Regions from separate parts of the Homo sapiens genome. Here region 1 is linked to region 2. Evidence: read pairs that join two places in POLR2A ChIA-PET (ENCODE). Cell type or tissue: endothelial cell of umbilical vein. All regions are shown on one strand. Links, peaks and the distances in the headings refer to the core of each region. The heading gives the core; the rest is flanking DNA. Region 1 holds the start of LOC124903637 (a long non-coding RNA gene). Region 2 holds the start of LOC124903638 (a long non-coding RNA gene).

What was found. Peaks named below come from ENCODE experiments on the same cell type or tissue, not always from the same donor. Only the 100,000 strongest peaks of a DNase experiment are listed, where the experiment ranks them.
Region 1: POLR2A ChIA-PET joins it to region 2 with 14 read pairs; 6 of 35 experiments call an interaction of 5 or more read pairs at or near these places.

The regions. Positions count from the first base shown.
Region 1 is chr16:4,888,236-4,898,176 of GRCh38, forward strand. It overlaps PPL (periplakin), which reads right to left. Exons shown (of 22, transcript NM_002705.5): 9 at 9,440-9,535; 10 at 7,359-7,481; 11 at 7,026-7,172; 12 at 6,232-6,383; 13 at 5,306-5,403; 14 at 4,978-5,135; 15 at 3,800-3,978; 16 at 3,576-3,714; 17 at 2,493-2,686; 18 at 1,949-2,099; 19 at 743-826. LOC124903637 (a long non-coding RNA gene) reads left to right here and starts at 7,481. Exons shown (of 3, transcript XR_007064965.1): 1 at 7,481-8,345. RefSeq lists an enhancer at 7,023-7,868. In endothelial cell of umbilical vein, for the core only: no CTCF peak of the experiment used is centred there; no DNase peak of the experiment used is centred there.
Region 2 is chr16:4,835,403-4,845,343 of GRCh38, forward strand. GLYR1 (glyoxylate reductase 1 homolog) reads right to left here. Exons shown (of 16, transcript NM_032569.4): 3 at 9,672-9,751. It overlaps LOC124903638 (a long non-coding RNA gene), which reads right to left and starts at 5,988. Exons shown (of 2, transcript XR_007064967.1): 1 at 4,850-5,988; 2 at 3,841-4,277. In endothelial cell of umbilical vein, for the core only: no CTCF peak of the experiment used is centred there; no DNase peak of the experiment used is centred there.

The sequences.
Region 1 (9,941 bases), core at 1,214-9,213, 53 kb after region 2:
ATGGCAGAGGGGAGATTAAAACAGCTGAGAAGAGACAGACATGTTCCTGTACCCCTTCAGGCTGACCCAGACCTGCCCTGTGCCATGTGCTGGTTTTATAATCTGCGTGGGTCTTCCTCACAGCTGCACCCTGCAGTGATTTCCAGGAGGTTTTGAGAATTACTGATATCTCAGCAGTACATAGCTCCATCACTCAGTAACATATGAGACAAGAAGTGCCCCCTGAATTCCCCTCCCAGCCTTTCTACATGCCTAGAGATTTTCACATTCTGCTGCTGCTTTTAACATCGTACCATAACCCTGTCTCACCTTGCCACCACCTCTTCTCATGTTTACCAGCTTGCTGACTTTATAATCCATCAGGTGGATGTGTGCTGATTCACGCAGCTTTCCCCTTCCACTGGACACCAGTCCTTTCCAGCGTACTAGTTTTGCTATTGTAAATAGTGCTGTTGCAACAATGTTGTTTATCCTGCATTTTTTTTTTTGTACTTTTTCCTTAAGGATAAATTCCCCCAAAGTGTTTACTGCTTCAGAGTATAAAACCCTTTTACAGCATTCCATGTCTAGTACCATGCTGTTTTCCCAAAAGCCTGTGCCAGTTTGCACAGCAGCCGGCAGTGCCTCGGATGGCCAGCTCCACCCCCATGTGCCAGGGCCGGTGCTTGCTGCTTCTCTGACCAGGGCACGGTGGAATAAGACCCCTGCTGTTTGTGCTTTGGGCGGAAGTTTCCCGGCTCACCTTTACAGCTTGCTGGTACTGCTGGGAATTGGCACAGATCTTCTGTACTTCCTGCTCCCTACTTGCTATCTCATCTAGCAGGTTCTGTAAGACAGAGTTTAAAAATCAAAACTAACCAGAAAAAAAATTTAAAAAAGCAACCATGGATGCAGTAGCTGGAAATCTCAGAATCTGAATTTATTCTTCTCTAGCACAAAGTATGATGAATGGCTCCCTTGTATACATTTTTATTCATTGCAAAAGGCAGTTTTTTTGTTGTTGTTGTTTTTTTTTTTTTTTTTTTTTTTTTTTTTTTTTGAGACAGTCTCACTGCATCGCCCAGGCTGGAGTACAGTGGCGCGATCTCAGCTCACTGCAGCCTTAGCCTCCTGGGTTCAAGCAATTCTCCTGCCTCAGCCTCCCAAGTAGCTGGGACTACAGGCTCCTGCCACCATACCCAGCTAATTTTTTTTTGTATTTTTAGTAGAGATTTGGTTTCATTATGTTGGCCAGGCTGGTCTTGAACTCCTGAACTTGTGATCCTCCTGCCTCAGCCTCCCAAAATGCCGGGATTACAGGTGTGAGCCACCGCGCCCAGCCACAAAAGGCAGTTCTAAGGCTCTGTGAAGAAGGGCCAAGATCATTATCTCTGCTAGGAAACAAATGTTTACTGATGATTTGGACCACCAGACACTGTTCTGCTGTCTGACTTAGATTATCTCATTTAATCTTCAAACGATGCCAGGAGGTAAGCATCGTGACCTCCAGCTTATGAGTGAGGAAAGCTTCTGAGGTGGGGATGTGGCTGATGGGGTGGACCCGGGATTTGCATCTCAGCCATTGGCTTCCCGTGTTCCTCCCTCACCCCAAGGCACTGCGTTGGGCATGGGGGAGGCAGGAGTCCCAACTTTGAAAATGGGATTTCCCCCACAAAGGCGGCTCCTCATTCTGTAGCTGTTCACTCACATAGCCAACCCACGCCAAGTGTCCATTCTGCACCAGGCCCTGTGCGGGGCACTGAGCTGGGAGAGGTGAGCGACACACTCGGTTCTTGTTCTCAGAGGGTTGGGTGTTGGGAGCTTGAGCTGAGGCCCAGGGAGGACACAGCTGTGGCAGGCCTCTGCCCTGCTCCACCTCCCAAAGGCTTGGCTCCCCAGAAAGGGGCTTGTTGACCTCTGACCCTCCCTTGCCAGTGTGTGCCTGGGGCTGCGGAAACGGCCATCTCACCTTCTGGTTCTTCAGCTTGGTCTCCATCTGGCTGAGGCTGTCTGTCTCCTGGGGCTCGTAACTGGGGATGCTGACTAGGAACTGCAGCACGTGGTCATGGCCGCGGTGGAAGTGCTCGTAGGCTGCCTTGGCGCTCTGTAGGCTCTGCGCCCTGTCAAGGCAAAGCGTTCAGGCCTCAGCCACAGCAAACAGATGCCTCACCGAGCCCTCATTTTTTTTTTTAAAGTGGGAAACAACCAAATGTAACAACCAGAAATACCCCAAGTATCTCCCACACAGGGTGGGTGGTCATTAGGGAACGTCAGGTTGGACTGTGGAGAACCAGGTGGGTCCATATACATTGACTTGCAGAGATGCCCATTGTGGATTACAGGACCCAGGTAAGCATGACTCAAAAGAGAGACCACAGGGCCGTCAGAGAATCTGACGAACTCACCAAAAAGAAAAACAGCAAAATCTGTGGGACACGGCTAAAGCATTGCTTAGAGGGAATTAGATCGCATTCTCAGAAAACAAAAATGGCCACCACCCACCGCACCCTCACCTGCGTTCCACCTGCTGGCGCAGGTTGTTGAAACGCTGGCCCAGCTTGTGCACCTCGGCCTCCTGGCGCTCCAGGTCCGGACAGTGCTCCTGGAAGCGGCTGGCCAGTGTGCTCGAGCACTGCTTGGCCGCCTGCAAGTTCTGCTCCACCTCACCCAGGAGGGACTTCTGGGCCTGTAACTCACAGGCCATGGCCTGGCGGGGCAGAGGAGGAGACGGCGGTGCTACGGCCAGAGCTCCCAGAGCCAGGCGATGACACCCACTGAAGCCCCTGGGCCACTGACTGTAGGAGGGTGGGCAAGGCCACAGGTAGGAAGGACCGGAGCCTTGCTCTGTACATCCCAAACCTGGGTCACTTCTGCCATCTTCTGTTTTTTAACAATGAACAAAGCCCTGAAAAGCTAACTTCTAAAAACCCTGCAGCAGGCAGCTCGTGCCCTGCGCGAGAACAGCCTGCCACTGTCTGGTCATGAGGCTGTGGCAAAAGCAAGTCGTGAGATGGGAGTGTGAATAAGGGGCCTCAGGTCACAGACTTGAATGTTTCCTGTGCTCAGGCAGTGTGGGAAGGGGGCCCGTGGCAACTGCGAGGTAAGCAGGCCGAGAAGGCAGCTGCTCCTCTGCCCACTGACTTGCCCTCTGAGCTGCAGCCCAGGATGCCAGCTCTGCTCAGCAAGAGATACTGGGAACATGGATTGTTATGTGCTTTATGCTTTTTTTTTTTTTTTTTTTTTTTTAAGAGATAGGGTCTTGCAACGTTGTCCAGGCGGCTGGACTTAAACTCCAAGGCTCAAGCAATCCTGCCCCAGCCTCCTGAATGGCTGGTGTTACAGGCATGTGCCACTACACTGGCTATTGCAGATATTTGATCTTAAAATGCTGGCACCCGAAATCCCGTAAGTCACACAGATCCCGTGAATAGCTTGGATTTGTGCTGTGGGCCTCCATTTGCAGTTCCCAATTTGGGCATTCCAAACCTGGGGAGACTGGATGCTGGTGTCCTCATCTATCCAGACGGGCGGGTGGATGTGCCAGATGCTCTCACCTGCTCAGAGAAGGACTCCCAGGACTTGGGCCCTAGACTCACCGCCAGCTCCTGCCCCTTGCTGTCCAGGACACGGCTGCTCTCAGGCACTGTGTCATCCTGATTCAGATGGTTCTCGTGTGTGGCCAGCAACTCCCAGCTCTGCTGCAGGCTCTTCTCCAGGCGGTTGGCCACATCAACCCTGAGAGCACCAATCAGGCGTCGGGGGATGCCCACCTGGCCCCCTGACCCCACCCCAACCTCCATGCTGCCTGTCTGCCACCCACTTCTCCTGGGCCAAGTCCAGCAGCTGCAGGAGGTGCTCGTATTTCCGGTTGGTGTCCTCCACCCGGGTCCTCAGCAGGGGTGTGGTGCCACTGCCTGGGAGGGCCTGGATGAAGGCTTCGCCCTCAGCCGTGCTCCGCGTCTTCTCAGGTTCAATCCGCAGTAGCTCGTTGGTGATGTTCTGTGGGAACCAGGGCCCCTCAGTTTTGGACACAGCCAGGCAGCCCCTTCCCCTGAGGATGTGCCCAGGGTGAGCACAGATTCCCACATCAGGCACAGTGGAAGCAGCTGGAGAGGCCTGGCACATTCTGGGGCTCTGACCCGGCATCTGGACCCCAGCCTGAGGGCTGTATTTTTCACGAGCATCCCAGGGAACCGCTGAGGTGGAATGGACTAGTGACACCAGAAGCACCCAGGCAGCTGCCGGGCCTGTGCTGTCCTCAGCACTGCACGCGGACGCTTCTGTTTAATCTTTGCGGCAACCCCGGGAGGTGAGTACTACGACTCCACCCAGTCACGGGTGGGGGTGTGACGACTCCCAGCAGCTTAGGAAGGGACTTGTGGGGTCAGGCTACACCCGAGACCGGCATCCTCTCGCCCTGACTTGGCTCTCACTCTGAGGCCCCATCAGGGGCTATGGCACTTCTCCAATCCCAGATCCTCTTCTGTAAAATTGGAGTGCTACTCACTGCCTCAGAGGGCTGCCTTGAGGATGTGGGAGACTTTGTATAGGAAAGGAGGTGGGGGGAGGTGGCCCCTCCACGTCCCCCCTGGCATCAGCTCACCCTGTCCTCGCCACTGCCCTGTGAGCAGGGCCAACCCATCCTACTGAAGACACTGAGGCCTGGAGTTTATAAATACAAACGCTAACGTGTTTGCAGTCAAGCCAGCCGGTGACCCAGTCCTGCGGAATTCCACAGCCCATGTGCCATGCCAGGCGTCAGATCGACAAGCCGTGCAGGAACAATGCAAGTCCTGCCAGCTCTTTCTCCTGGGGAGGTAATGACAGCAGCCCTGCCACCTCCATGACTTGGGACCCTTTTACATGCAGCAGGCTGTCCCTGACAGACAGCTGCAGTGAATATCCCAAGACTCCATGGGGAAAAGACCTCAAATAGGGGCCCCAGGGGGCCAGTGCAGGGCTCCCCCGGCCCCACCTGTGCTCCTGACCCGCAGGTACCTTGAGGTCCTTGGCCCGCTCGGCACTGTCCTGCACAGCCCGGCCTTGCTCCAGTGGTGGCCGCAGGATCCCTGTGATGGCCTTCTCCTGCCGGTCCAGGTCGCTGGCCACCTTGTCCAAGCCAGCCAGCAGCTGCCGCCCCTGTAGGTCAGAGGCATCTGTGGAGGGAGGGAGGACACAGGCAGGTGTGACAACGGGCCAGGGGTGTGAGGCCCAGGGATGGACCTAGGCAGCCAGCCCCCCGCCGTCTCATCCACAGCACAGACCCTGGTCCAGCCCCTCCTCCCCGGTACCCCCAGAGCCTCAGGCGAGTGGCCCTGGCACCCACCTCCGGGATTCTCGGTCTTCAGCACCTCATACCGCTGCTGCAGCGTGCGTTTGCTCCCAGCTGCCTTCTGCCGCACGCTCCGGTACTGGCTGCCCAGGCTGTGAGGACAGAAATGAGCTGGGAACCTGGGCAGCCCACCACCCCCTGCACCCACAGAGGCGGGACTGCGGACTCTGGCTGGGCAGACACCCCAGAGGAGCCTGACAGCTCCTTAGATGCGGACAGCAAGTGCTCACTGTGGCACTGGCCTTTCTGTGCTCCTGGGCTCAGAGCTCTTCTCCCTCCTTCCCTCCTCTTTCGTAGGAAGTCTCACTACCTAAAATTGTCTGTCCAATAATCACCACCAAGATGTTACTTCTGAGGGAGCATACACAGTAGGTGCTCAATAAATACTTAATAAATGAAGGCATTCCTTGAATGATCCACTCATTCAGCAAGGAGTTCCTGGGCACCTACTTTGTACCAGGTACTTAACTAGGCCCTGGAGAGAGGAAATTCAAGGAGCCCAGGCCCAATGAGACTGACGCATACGCTAGTCACTTAATAAAAAGCGGTGCGTGCAGTGGAAGAAGGTGCCTGGGAGCAAAGAGGAGGCAGCCCTTATCCCAGCTGAGTCCTCCAGCCAAGGGGCTGGGGTCTGCAAGTACAGGGAGCAGTGCGTGCGGGAGTCAGGGGCCCTTAGAAACTGCTTAGAAACTCGTGAGGGGGCCAGGACGAAGCCCAGAGCTAGACATTCATGTTTAGCAAGTCAGCTGGCCCACAATCTGCCCCTCTCCTGCATGAACTTCCAAGGGGGTGCAGATGGAGAGTGTCAGCGACCCCGCGCTCCCCACAGGCTGAGTCCAAATCCCCGGGGCTATGAATGGGGCCTGAGAAGCCCTGGGGGTGGGACTGGTCCATGCAGACTCCCGCCTTTGCCCTTGTACCTGTCAGCCAGAGCCAGGGCCTCAGGGTCTGTGGGGGGGATCACAAAACACACGGCCGGAGCAATCAGCTTGTTCCCAGCGCTGTCCATGAGCTCCCAGCTCTCCCCGTTGTTCTTCTGCAGGGTGTAGCTGTAGCCCCGCGAGATCAGGCCCTGGCGGGGGCAGGCTGGACAGTCAGGATCCCGGCAGGGCCTGAGGGCCTGGGAGCCCGGTTGCCATCTCAGCCCCCGACTCTTGGACCTGGGGAGCCCCGGCTCATCACTTGGACCCTCCCCGTAGAGTGGGGAGGGGCATGCAGGAGAAGCACATGTGTTGAGGCTGCCGGCCCAGCAACCCACCTCCATTTCCCTTTGGGGAACCTTCCCTCCCAATTCCCAGTCCCTGTGGTCTCTCCTTCTCCATTCCCAAGCTCCAGATGGACATGTGACTTGGACCTGGCCAATGACTGGCATTCGCCAGCCACAGTCATTGGTATAGGGTGGACCCTGGCATTCCCTGGCCACAGTGATTGGTGTAGGATGGACACGTGACTCACAGTGAGCCAATGAGAACCTGGCCTGGGACTTCTGAGGAGGGACTGGGGTTGCTAAGCTGGTGGAACACAAGGCCAGGGCAGCCGAGGTGGGGGCGGCATAGGGGTGCCAGTTGGCCTGCACCAGGGGAAGGGTTGGCAGAGTGACACCAACCACGGAGACAGGCACAGGCTCCTGAGAACGGCGCCTGAGGCCCGGGATCCAACCATGTTACCCCAAAAACTTTGTAGTGATGTGAACAGAGGAGCTGGCCCCACGCACCTGCTCCCCCTCAAAGTCACAGAGTGCCTCCACGGGGATGGGCTTGAGCGGAGTCTCCCGGCGGTACTTGAGGGGCACCACCTGCTGGCCTCGCTTCTGCAGCCCCTGCACCACGTCCTCATACTTGTCCAGCACCTTCTCCTGGTCCTGGAGAGAACGGGGTCAGGGGCCCAGGTGAGACCAACAGCCTTCCCCCTGGTGGGAGGACGCAGAGCAGGGGCTGGATTCAGCAGGTGGGGTGCTGTGGAGGGGCCTGTACAGGGCTGAGGGCAGGCATGGTGTAGAGGGGTCCCCCGCCCCCCGGGCCAGCAGGGGTCCTGGGCCATCGCTCACATCCAGCTCCCGCAGCAGCAGCTCAATCTGGTACCGGTCCTTGAAGTCAGGGCCATACTTCTGGTTCAGGTCCGAGTCCACCTTGCGCAGCAGCTCCTGAGCGTCCTTCACGTCTTCGTGAAACTAGGGGAGAAGGTGGCTCTGTTACAGCCAGGAAACCACTAGAAGCACCTGGGCTTCTGTCGGAGGCTTCAAGCTCATCCCTCAGGCGGGGCTGGGCCTCCGGTTCACCTGGAGTCCAGCATGGGACCCTGTGCTGAGCCTGAGGCTCCTCTGCGTGGAGACAGCCCCACCCTCCCTGAGCTGGCTCCTTAGGGGCCTCACTGGGAAAAGCCAGGTCCCTTCCCACCCATCCATGAGATGCCACCTCTGTGACATGTTTTCTTGGATGTATCAGTAAGTCTTGAGGTGTCTTTGATTCAGTTCCTCTCTCTGTACTAGGAACATCCAGACTTAATACTATAGCTTCTTTCTAGGTTTTGATAATAGCCTCCCCTTTTTGTTCTCGAAAATTCTCTTGCCCATTCTTCAGTCTATCAACTCTTGGTTCACTGTCAGCTATCCCCTGGGCTGAGCACCTGGGCTGCAGCCATAAACAGGACCTGAAGCCCCCACTGTGCGGCTCAGACAGGGAATGAGGAGTGACACGGCGTCGCCCACATCCAGCTTTCCCCAGACACCTCAATCCTAAGAATTACCCGCAGCTTCTTAAGAACTCTCATTCCTCTGGAAACAGACAAGTGTCCAGCCACAGATGAGTGGATAAACACAGTGGTCTAGCCATACAATAGGATATGATTCAGCCATAAAAAGGGGTGAAGCACTGAAAATGCTACAACACGGATGAACCCGGAAAACATGATGCTCAGTGAGAGAAGCCAGACACAAAAGGGCAGAGATTGCATGATCCCACTGATTCTTCATATTCGTTCTAGGTGTGACACTTCTGGAACAGGCAAGTCCATAGAGACAGCAAGAAGACCAAAGGTGACCTGGGGCTGGGGGAGTGGGAATGGAAAACTTACTGCCTAATGAGTACGGGGTTGTTTTTTTTTTTTTTTTTTGAGGCGGAGACTCACTCTGTCGCCCAGGCTGGAGTGCAATGGCGCGATCTCAGCTCACTGCAACCTCTGCCTCCTGGGTTCAAGCAGTTCTCCTGCCTCAGCCTCCCATCTGGGACTACAGATATGGGCCACCACACCTGGCTAACTTTTGTATTTTAGTAGAGATGGGGTTTCATCATGTTGGCCAGGCTGGTCTTGAACTCCTGACCTCAGGTGATCCAGTCGCCTCGGCTTCCCAGAGTGCTGGAATTACAGACATGAGCTACCGTGCCCAGCCAGGGTATAGGGTTTCTGTTTGGGGTGATGGAAAGTTTTGCAAGTAGATGGTGGTGATGGTTGCATAACATTGCGAATGCAATGAATGCCACTGAATTGTACACTTAAAAATGCAAACTGGCCGGGTGTGGTGGCTCACACCTGTAATCCCAACACTTTAGGAGGCCGAGGCGGGAGGATCACCTGAGGTCAGGAGTTCGAGACCAGCCTGACCAACATGGCGAAACCCCATCTTTACTGAAAATACAAAAATTAGCTGGGTGTGGTGGTGGGCACTTGTAATCCCAGCTGTTCAGGAGGCTGAGGCAGGAGAATCACTTGAACCCAGGAGGTGGAGGTTGTAGTGAGCCGAGATGGCACGACTGCACTCCAGCCTGGGTGACAGGGCAAGACTCTCTCAAAAAAAAAAAAAAAAAAAAAAAAGGCAAATTTTGTTTTATGTATCTGCATGTATATTATAGATTTTACCAAAATTAAAACCCTACACACTCACCCTGGGCCCCATGTGACCTGGGGAATCAGACTCTGGCCCTGGTCCCCAGGGAAGTTGGACAGGGGCCGGCAAGCTTGGGACATGTCTGCACACGCCATCAGAAGCATGGGTGCTGGGGGCCTGGGATGGCTGCCCCGCAAGGCTCCTGGACCAAGGAGCACGAGGCCACACATGAGCCAGGTAGGCACTGAGCGCTCTCAGAGAGTAGCACCCCCGGTGCTGGGGGGACTCCCAGGAAAGGTAAGTACCTGGTGGTAGTCCTCCATGTACTTGAGGTGGCTCTCCTCGCAGATGAGCAGGTTCAGGTACTCCTTCCAGTCTGCGTGCACAGCCTCCATGTGCGCCTGCCAGGAAGAGAAGGGGCCGGTCACCACTGGGCAGGTACTGCAGACACCAAGGGAGGGACTGCTGGGATATTGGGCTGGGGCATGGCGGGGGAGGGAGGCATCTGGCATCTGTCTGGGTGTGGCTACCACAGGGGTAGCCAGCTTCTGCTCAGGAGTGGGAGGAGGAGAGAGGGGTCACGTCAAGGAGCCAAACAGGGATGCCACATACGGATGCCCAGGCTGTGCAGTGCACAAAGGGCAAGTGGGGGCTGTGGTGCCTTCGGCAAATCTGTACAAAGGCACTGTCATGGACCGAACAGTGTCCCACCAAATCCATGACCCTGGCCAGGCATGGTGGCTCACACCTGTAATCGCAGCACTTTGGGAGGCCGAGGCGGGTGGATCACCTGAGGTCAGGAGTTTG
Region 2 (9,941 bases), core at 1,356-9,355:
ACCATCTTCGAAACATTAAAATGGCTAAATGAACTGACAGTATGAATAGGATGGTAAATCCAAGAAATGTTAATCTATTTAAGGAATCAACTTATTGCTGGAGAAGCATCCTGTTACATCAAAAAACAGCCATAAAAAACCAGCTTGGCTGGGCACGGTGGCTCACACCTGTAATCCTAGCACTTTGGGAGGCCGAGGCAGGCAGATCACCTGAGGTTAGGAGTTTGAGACCAGCCTGGCCAACATGGTGAAATCTCGTCTCTACTGAAAATATAAAAATTAGCTGGGTGTAGTGGCACGCAGCTGTAATCCCAGCTACTCGGAAGGCTGAGACAGGAGAAACACTTGAACCCAGGAGGCGGAGGTTGCAGTGAGCCAGTATTGTGCCACTGCACTCCAGCCTGGGCAACAGAGTGAGACTCCACCTCAAAAACAGTAACAACAAAAAAACCCAGCTTACCAGAGCTCTATGGGGATTACCTCTTGAAAGCAAACCAAACTTAAATCACTTTGGCTATCTGAATACAATTTTTTCTCTAAAGGTTACACTTCTTTCATCTTTTTTAAATTTATTTTTTATAGAGATGGGGTTCACCATGTTGCCCAGGTTGGTCTCGAACTCCTGAACTCAAGTAATCTGCCCACTTCAGCCACCCAAAGTGCTGGGATTACAGGTATGAGCCACTGCAACTGGCCTACCTCTGTCTTTTTAATGAGAATATGCTTTTCAGTTGGCGCCTCAACAATGCACCACTGTCTAATTCACGGAGGCACATCAGCCGGGCCTGGCACACCACTGGTCCTCAATAAATAATCACTGGGTAAATGATTCCTTCCCAGATGTTCAGGAGGATGTACTGCTCACCAGTGAGTTAAAAGGTGCTACAATGCTCCAGTGCGTAAGGCTTTAGTGTTTTTGTTGTTGCTACTGTTGGTTTTTTAAGTGACTGTTTCTTTCCTTGATAGAAGCTGTAACTTTTGATTTTCCTATCATCCTCCCAAGACTTAGATGGAGCTATATCTTTCAGCCCAATTGTGGCTGGGAAGTCAGAAAAATCAAGCTTATTCAAGCTGTATTTAAAGTAGGAGACTTTGCTTTTTATGTACAGTAGAATGAATGACACATTGTGATAGTAAATAGCTGAAAACAGGCAAGGTCATTACAGAGAAGGAAAGCGGATGTCTCGTAAGATATCTGGCTACGTGGAGATGAGCAAGATAAAAAGCAATGCATGTTATGTGCTACCACTCGTGCAAAGACAAGGAAAATGGACTGACCACGCACTGATATCTCTGGAGGGACACATCATCAGAAACTGGTCTAACTGGGTGGCTGTGGGATGGGGATGAATGCAACTGTTTCAATGTTGACAAGTTTTTGTTTTTGAATGGTGAACACATATTATATTGGAAAAAAAAAAAAAAAACAAAACAAATCAATACTAAAGGCCTCTGCCCTAGAACACAGGCTATGCCGACTGCCCAGAGGGTTTCCTCCATGACTTCCTGGTTTGCAGGTTTGCTCTGGTGGGTTGCTGCTGCCTGGCTGCTGGCATAACTGCACCTGTAACACAGCCAATTTACCCTGGTGACCTGACACTCTTCCTATAAAAAGTCTCTTCATCTATGAATACAGAACCGCCACTAAGGCACTCTCAGATTACTCCAATCAAAATGAATTAAAATCTGGTATTTTCAAAAACTTGCACACTTCTGATTTGCTTTCCTCTTAAATGAAAATCATACATGTAGGGCCCGGTGCGGTGGCTCATGCCTGAATCCCAGCACCTTGGGAGACCGAGGCAGGTGGATTGAGGCCAGGAATTCGACACCAGCCTGGCCAACATGGCGAAACCCCATCTCTACCAGAAAACACAAAAATTAGCCAGTTGTGGTAGCACACGTCTGTAATCCCAGCTACTTAGGAGGCTGCGGCAGGAACTGCTTGAACCCGGGAGGTGGAGGTTGTAGTGAGTGCAGATCGTGCTACTGCACTCCAGCATGGGCGACAGAGCAAGACTTGGTCTTTAAAAAAAAAAAAAGAAAATCATACATGTAGATACTGTATATTAAAGATGTCAGCCTATGACTAATCTTGAACGCTGTCACATGTGTTTCAGCCTTCACATAGACAGGTGACCCGGGGTGAAGCCGTGAAGCTAAGAGAAAGAGAAAAGGAGAAAGGACGGGGAGAAGATGGCAGGGGGAGGGAGACAGACAGAGAAAAAGCACACACACACAAGCATAGAGTATAAAGGTGAGAACAAGCCGGCACGGTAGCTCACGCCTATAATCCTAGCACTTTGGGAGGCCGAGGTCAAGAGATTGAGACCACCCTGGCCAACACGGTGAAACCCTGTCTCTACTAAAAATACAAAATTAGCTAGGTGCGGTGGCATGCGCCTGTAATCCCAGCTACTCCGGAGGCTGAGGCAGGATAATCGCTTGAACCCAGGAGGCGGAGGTTGCAGTGAGCCAAGATCGTGCCACTGCATTCCAGCCTGGCGACAGAGCGAGACTCCATCTCAAAAAATAAATAAATAAATAAATAAATAAATAAATAAATAAATAAAGATAAGAATAAAAATACAGGTGAGAACAAAGATGGGGCCAGAAGGTGTGGGTTTGCTTCTCCATTTGGATTTGGTGAATACTTAGTAAACAATTTCTATGGGTGCCTTTTTAAAAAAAATCCATCCAAAGGGGCTGAAGATTACTGAGGTGTTACAGGCCAAGTTCTTCAGAAATAAAGGCACCAGAAAAAAACACACACAAATCAGGTGCCAGGTGAAACGAAAAAGGGATGCTTCCAAGCTGCTATGCTTCTAATTATTAACCACATATTCTTCTAGAGCAGCTACTTTCAGTACTGACTCAGACACCTCACATCCAGCGAGACCGGTCCACCTTAGATGTGGCTTGGTGGAAAAGGACCACTGGTCTCTCAGTTTCCTCATCTGTGAAAAAATAAGAACCAGAAAGATGACCCTGTGCACTTCCTGAAAGGGCTGCTGTGAGGACTGGAGGGGAAGACTGCTATGGAAACTCGCAGGTAGGCACTTGCAGCTTCTCCACTGTTTGTCCACAATCTGTTGAACCGGTTGGTTTCTGGTGGCTTCTAAGCACCTGTAATTTAAATGAACACTCCCTCCATTCCATCATCATCCACAGCCACTGATGAAACTTTTCTTTTTTTTTTTTTGAGACAGAGTCTCACTCTGTTGCCCAGGCTGGAGTGCAGTGGCGCGATCTCGACTTACGGCAAGCTCTGCCTCTGGGGTTCACGCCATTCTCCTGCCTCAGCCACCCGAGTAGCTGGGACTACAGGTGCCCGCCACCACGCCCAGCTAATTTTTTTGTATTTTTAGGAGAGACGGGGTTTCACCATGTTAGCCAGCATGGTCTTGATCTCCTGACCTCGTGATCCGCCTGACTTGCCCTTTGAAAGTTCTGGGATTACAGATGTGAGCCACCGTGCCTGGCCAAAACTCTTCTTTTTTAAAAGACAGGGTCCTGCTCTGTCACCCAGGCTGGAATACAGTGCCTCAATCACAGTTCACTGTAGCCTTGACCTCCCAGGCTCAAGCGATCCTTCTGCTTCAGTCTCCCAAGTAGCTGAGACTACAGGTACATGCTACTACGCATGAACCCTCTCACCTGTGTTTCAGCCTTCGGATAGACAGGTGACCTGGGCTGAAGCCGTGAAGCTAAGAGAAAGAGAAAAGGAGAAAGGGCGGGGAGAAGATGGCAGGGGGAGGGAGACAGACAGAGAAAAAGCACACACACACACACAAACACACACACAAGCATAGAGTATAAAGGTGAGAACAAGCCGGCATGGTAGCTTTAAATTTTTTATTTTTAAATTTTTTGTAGAGATGGGTCTTGCCATGTTACCCAGGCTGGCCTTGAACTCTTAGGCTTGAGTGATGCTTCTGCCTCTGCCTCTTGAAGTGTTGGGATTACGGGTGTGAGCCATCACGCCTGGCCCCGATGAAACTTTTAAACCGTGAGCTCTGTCTCTACTCTGATGGGGGGGTCACCACTAATCAGACCTGTCAGAGAGGGACCCTCGTGCACTTGACACATAATCTTTGGTTGTAGTCACCAAGTGAAGCTGGCAGGGTTTTGCTGAAATTATATCCCCTTCGTATTTCCATGAAAATACAAAAATTACGTGGGCAGTTTTGTCTTGGCCATCTCGCTCAGGGAGCCGAATCCGTATAAAGAAGTCCTCCTCTCACCAGGACACCTGATTAGGAAGGTCTGGCCCTCTCCTAACAGTGGGATGTCAACACAATTTGTTAGATATTTTGGCAGAGATGTGGAGAGAGAAAAATCAGGTTTCTAAAAGATTGTAATCACTGATTATCTTGTCATAAGGAGCCGTTCTTTCTGCTCTTTAATAAAAGACCTTGCAAATATTAAAAAAGTATAACTACACTTTTTTTTGCCTAAGTAGTGTGTCAATTTTGAAACTGAACATCTTTGACCAAATCCTGTATTTCTCAGGAACGGAGGACACTCCACTGGGTCAGACCCTATCCACCTGGGCCAGGGTCCAGTAACCAATGGTGCCCCCACCCAGGATGTGCCTGGACCACATGCCCCCTCCCTGATGTCAAGTGTTAAAGGCGAGGTGCAGTCCAGCTTCTACAGGAGCCACTTATGGCTTTGTCTTCACAAGTTAGTTCTCATCCCTAAAAAATCCCCTTGCAATACCTGTTTACACCACCTCTTAAACGCCCCTTTTATGCAGTGCTCCTCACCCTGGTCCTAACACAGTCATACCACAATCCACTTGCAGTGCCCATCGCCAAACTCCTCTAGGCCATTCGCTGTTTCCTACCTCCTGATCCCGTGATTCCTTCAGTCTTTGCTTTTCCACATTGAAGAGTCCTGCTCTTTTGTCTGACTCAGTTCCCTTTTCTGGATCTTGGCCAATTCTAAGAGATCCCTTTGAAAGCATGATCTGAAGTCCATAGAGTATTCCTGATGAGGCGCATACAGTTTTACATAAAGGTGGAATGATGCATGGTTTTGTACTCAAAGCCTTTTTGGTAAAAAGAGCAAACCTGGCTGACATCCTTTAGGAACTTCCAACTCTCATATTCCTTTCTTTTCAAACAAACACACACACACACACTCTCTCTCTCTCCCATAGGGAGAGTCTCCATCTCTCTCAGTTTTCCATACTTAAAGGCATCCTGGACCAATGTGTGCTAATACCTGCTGTATGGCAAGCCACACTCTACACAAGAGATACTACTTTTCCTTCCTAACTATGAGGTAGGGGGTATCATCCCCTTATGTAGAGGACACAGAGGCTCAGAAAGGTGAAATAGCTTGCCCAAATCAGGGAGCAAGGTGGAACCGGTACCTGAATGCACATTAGGCTGGTAACCAATCCAGAGCTCTTTCCCCAAAGTAATCTGCTGCCACCAGCCAATCTGGAGATCTTACCTTCATAGAAAAACACAAAATAAAATCTGCCCCAGCACTGATCACTAAGGAAGTGTTCCTTCTTTAGAGAAGTACTGTACATCTTTACCCTTTATTTCCTTTCTCTAAGTTAACTGCCTACCCACAAAAAGATAACACATTAGTACCACAGTGACTTCATTTTTATAGTTTAAAATGTAGAACTCTAGCAAAGGAGTTTAAAAAGTTAAAAATATTGCATTTAGCAGTTGCTTTGTATCCCACTTGTTTACAACCCTCCAAAGAACCTTCGTCAGTTAGAAATTATATCATCACCACCACCATCCAGGCTATTTTTGTCTTGAGCAAGCACATCACCACTGGCTTCACCTGTTTGCCTGGTTAAGCTCTGAAATTAACTCAACTCCAATTTTCTGTGTCCTATTTCTAGCACTTGTTATAAACAAGGATCACAGTTTATTAATCTAGTCTTTTAGCATTAAAAAAAAAATCGGGGCTCGGCGCTGTGGCTCATGCCCATAATGCCAGTACTTCGGGAGGCCGAGGTGGGAGGATCACTTGAGCCCAGGAGTTTGCGACCAGCCTGGGAAACATGGCGAGAACTTGTCTCTACAAAAAAAAAAAAAAAAAAAAAAAAAAAAAGTAAAAAATTTAGCAGGGCATGGTGGCACACAACTGTGGTCCCAGCTACTCGGACTGCTGAGGTGGGAGGATTACCTGAGCCTGGGAAGTCAAGGATGCAGTAAGCCATGTCCGTGATACTGCACTCCAACCCTTTCTCAAAAAAAAATCAAGAAACCAAACAAGAACAACAACAACAACAACAACAACAAAAAACATAAGGAAACAATGGCTTTCAGGCTCCTTATGAGACTGAGTTCCCATTTTTGTTTCAGACTTGTGTAATTATTCATTTAGCTAATGAAGTTTGGGCCAACCATATTGCCTCTGTTATTCCTAAGCACAAGTTACCTCAGGCAGGGAGCCTCTTCCTTTCCATAACACCCAGCTTAATGCCAATTGTTCATGGTATCCCCACTGTCTGAAATGCCCCTATAGTCCCCATCCATCCAGATTCTATGTATCTTCCAGAGCTGGATTCAAATCCCATCTCTGGCTGAGTGCGATGGCTCACGCCTGTAATCCCAGCACTTTGGGAGGCCGAGGCGGGCAGATCACGAGGTCAGGAGATCAAGACCATCTTGGCTAACATGGTGAAACCCTGCCTCTACTGAAAAATACAACAAAAATTAGCTGGGCATGGTGGTGTGCGCCTGTAGTCCCAGCTACTCGGGAGGCTGAGGCAGGAGAATGGCATGAACCCGGGAGGTGGAGCTTGTAGTGAGCCAAGATCGCGCCACTGCACTCCAGCCTGGGCGACAGAGCGAGACTCCGTTTCAAAAAAAAAAAAACAACAACAAAAAAAAACAAACAGAAAAACAAATCCCATCTCTTCAGTCAGTCTTCTTGGTTCTCATGGCTCTCCACTGAGCTCTCCCTCTTCTAGAATTCTTTTTCTTTTTAAGACAGGGTCTAGCTCTGTCACCCAGACTGGAGTGCAATATTGTGATCATGGCTCACTGCAGTTTTGACCTCCTGGGCTCAAGCAATCCTCCTGCCTTAGCCTTCTGCATACCTGGGACTACACTTGTGTGCCACCATGCCTGGCTATTGAAAAAAAAAATTTATTTTTTTAAGTAGAGACAAGGTCTTGCTATGTTGTCCAGGCTGGTCTCCGGCTCCTGGGCTCAAGCAATCCTCCTGTCTTGGCCTCCCAAAGTGCTGGGATTACAGGCATGAGCCACTGTGCCCAGCCTAGAATTAACAATTATCTGCCATCATTCATTCTGCACATAATCTTTATTTATTTTTTGAGACAGAGTCTCGCTCTGTCACCCAGACTGGAGTGCAGTGGCGCGATCTCAGCTCACTGCAACCTCCGCATCCCAGGTTCAACCAATTCTACTGCCTCAGCTTCCTGAGTAGCTGGGATTATAGGTGTGCACCACCACACCCGACTAATTTTTGTATTTTTAGTAGAGACAGGGTTTCACCATGTTGGCCAGGCTGTTCTCAAATTCCTGGCGTTAAGCAATCTGCCTGCCCCGGCCTCCCAAAGTGCTGGGGTTACAGGCATGAGCCACCATGCCCGACCATCATTGTGCACATCATCTTATCTGAAATGTTTACAACTTGTCACTTGACTGAGCATCTGGAAGGTGGGAACTATAATACTTGCTTTCTTATAAATTCCCTCAGTGTCAAGCAATTCAGAAAGTGGACACATAACACTGATGTTATGCATGAGGACAATCTTTCCTGTTTTTCTTTTTCTTTTCTGAGACATAGTCTCAGTCTGTCACCCATGCTGGAGTGCAGGGTCTCGAACAATCTCTGCCTCCTGGGTTCAGGCAATTCTCGAGCCTCAGCCTCCCAAGTAGCTGGGATTACAGGTAGACGCCAACACTCCTGGCTAATTTTTGTATTTTTTGTAGAGACGGGGTTTTGCCATGTTGGCCAGGATGGTCTCGAACTCATGACCTCCAGTGATCCACCCACCTTGGCCTCCCAAAGTACTGGGATTGCAGGCCTGAGGCACCATGCCCGGCCAAATCTTCTTTTTAAATCCATGGAGTTCTAAGAACATTCCCTCTTCCAGAAGCTCTGGCTCCACAGCTCCAGGCCAGCGATCTCCTTGAAATACTGCCACCACAGGCTGCTAAGCTGGCTTGTGATAGAGAAATGGGGCTGGGTCTATCTGTAAACATGAAACCAGGAAGAGCATCTGACATATAAACTCCTGGATGAGTGAAGAATACTGTTTATAATATATCGCTTTCTAAGTAGAAATACTTTAACCGTCAGAATTAGATTTACCAGAGAAGCCACAGACATTTTTTTCAAATCTAAGGCTGTATTTTCCTATAAGAATAATAAATAGAAATACAACTACTTAAAGAAATCAAACCGGCTGGGCATGGTGGCTCTTGCCTGTAATCCCAGCACTTTGGGAGGCTGAGGGGGTTGGGGGGGGGAGGGGCAGATGACTTGAGGTCAGGAGTTTGAGACCAGCCTGGCCAACATGGTGAAACCCCGTCTCTACTAAAAAATATAAAACAATTAGCCGGGTGTGGTGGTGTGCGCCTGTAGTCCCAGCTACTCGGGAGGCTCAGGCACCAGAATCACTTGTACCCGAGAGGTGGAGGTTGCAGTGAGCTGAGATCATGCCACTGCACTCCAGCCTGGGTGACAGAGTGAAACTCCATCTCAAAAAAAAAAAAAAAAAAAAATCAAACCATCTAGCTAGACCCAGGTAAGCCACTTGACATAGTGATAAAAAGCTAAACAAATCACTAGCAACTCAAGTTAATACAGGTTCTTCACGTTCTTCCCGTCACTGTAACATGTTATATGGTCAGAGTCTCAGATTAATGGTCCTGGTTTCCCCAACTTAGGACAGATCTGGTAAAAAGACTTACTATAACAATGTCAAAGCAAATCACTTAGTTTTACACATGAGAACATGATTGAACAATTACTTTTATTAACATAAATAAAAGTTTCCACTGTATACCCCAAGCATGAACCATAATGATATATGGCATTAAAAGAGAACTGAACATGGCTTTTATAAAAATAATTGCCAGCTGGGCGCAGTGGCTCACGCCTATAATCCAGCACTTTGGGAGGCCAAGGCAGGTGGATTGCTTGAGTCCAGGAGTTCAAGAACATCCTGGGCAACATGGTAAAACCCCCTCTACAAAAAATTAGCTGGGCATGGTGGTGCACACCTGTGGTCCCAGCTACTCGGGAGGCTGAGGTGAGAGAACCGCTTGAGTCAGTGAGGCAGAGGTTGCGGTGAACTGAGACTGCCTCTGCACTCCAGGCTGGGTGACAGACTAAGTCTCTGTCTCAAAAACAAACAAAAAGGAACTGCCTTTGGAGTTGGGTAAAGAAACATGTGAGAAACTGTTTCAATGTGATTGTTATAGTTAGAAGGTAAATGAACCTAGTTCTTGCCTGACTTAGTTATAGACCTAGGACAGTTGTCTAGGGCAATTTCTGCAAGAAATTGCACCTTTATTTAGGTATGAAGGCAGAATGAGATGCCAGTATTACACATTATAAGAAGACTGAACTAAGGATCCTTAGAATATTTTCAAAGCAGCTCAGACTCCAGGTAACACAGAAAGAAAGGCGAAGGGAGACTCCTGGTGAGTACTACTCACTGATCTTCTGTTCCAAAAAATTTCACAAAGAAGCATTTCTTTCCGCGAGGTTTCTTCAAGTCCTTTGGTGGATTAACAATCTGGAGGATAAAAGGGGGGAAAAAGGTTGGCTGGCAACACAGCAGCCCACTTTCTAGTGGCTCCACATTGCTCTACAGTTCTACGTTGCTAAGAAAAAAGTAAATTAAAAGGACTTACTTACAAATAAATTTATTTATATACAAAACAGAACCCAAGGCCTAGTACTTGTCTAAATCTCCCATTTTTCTA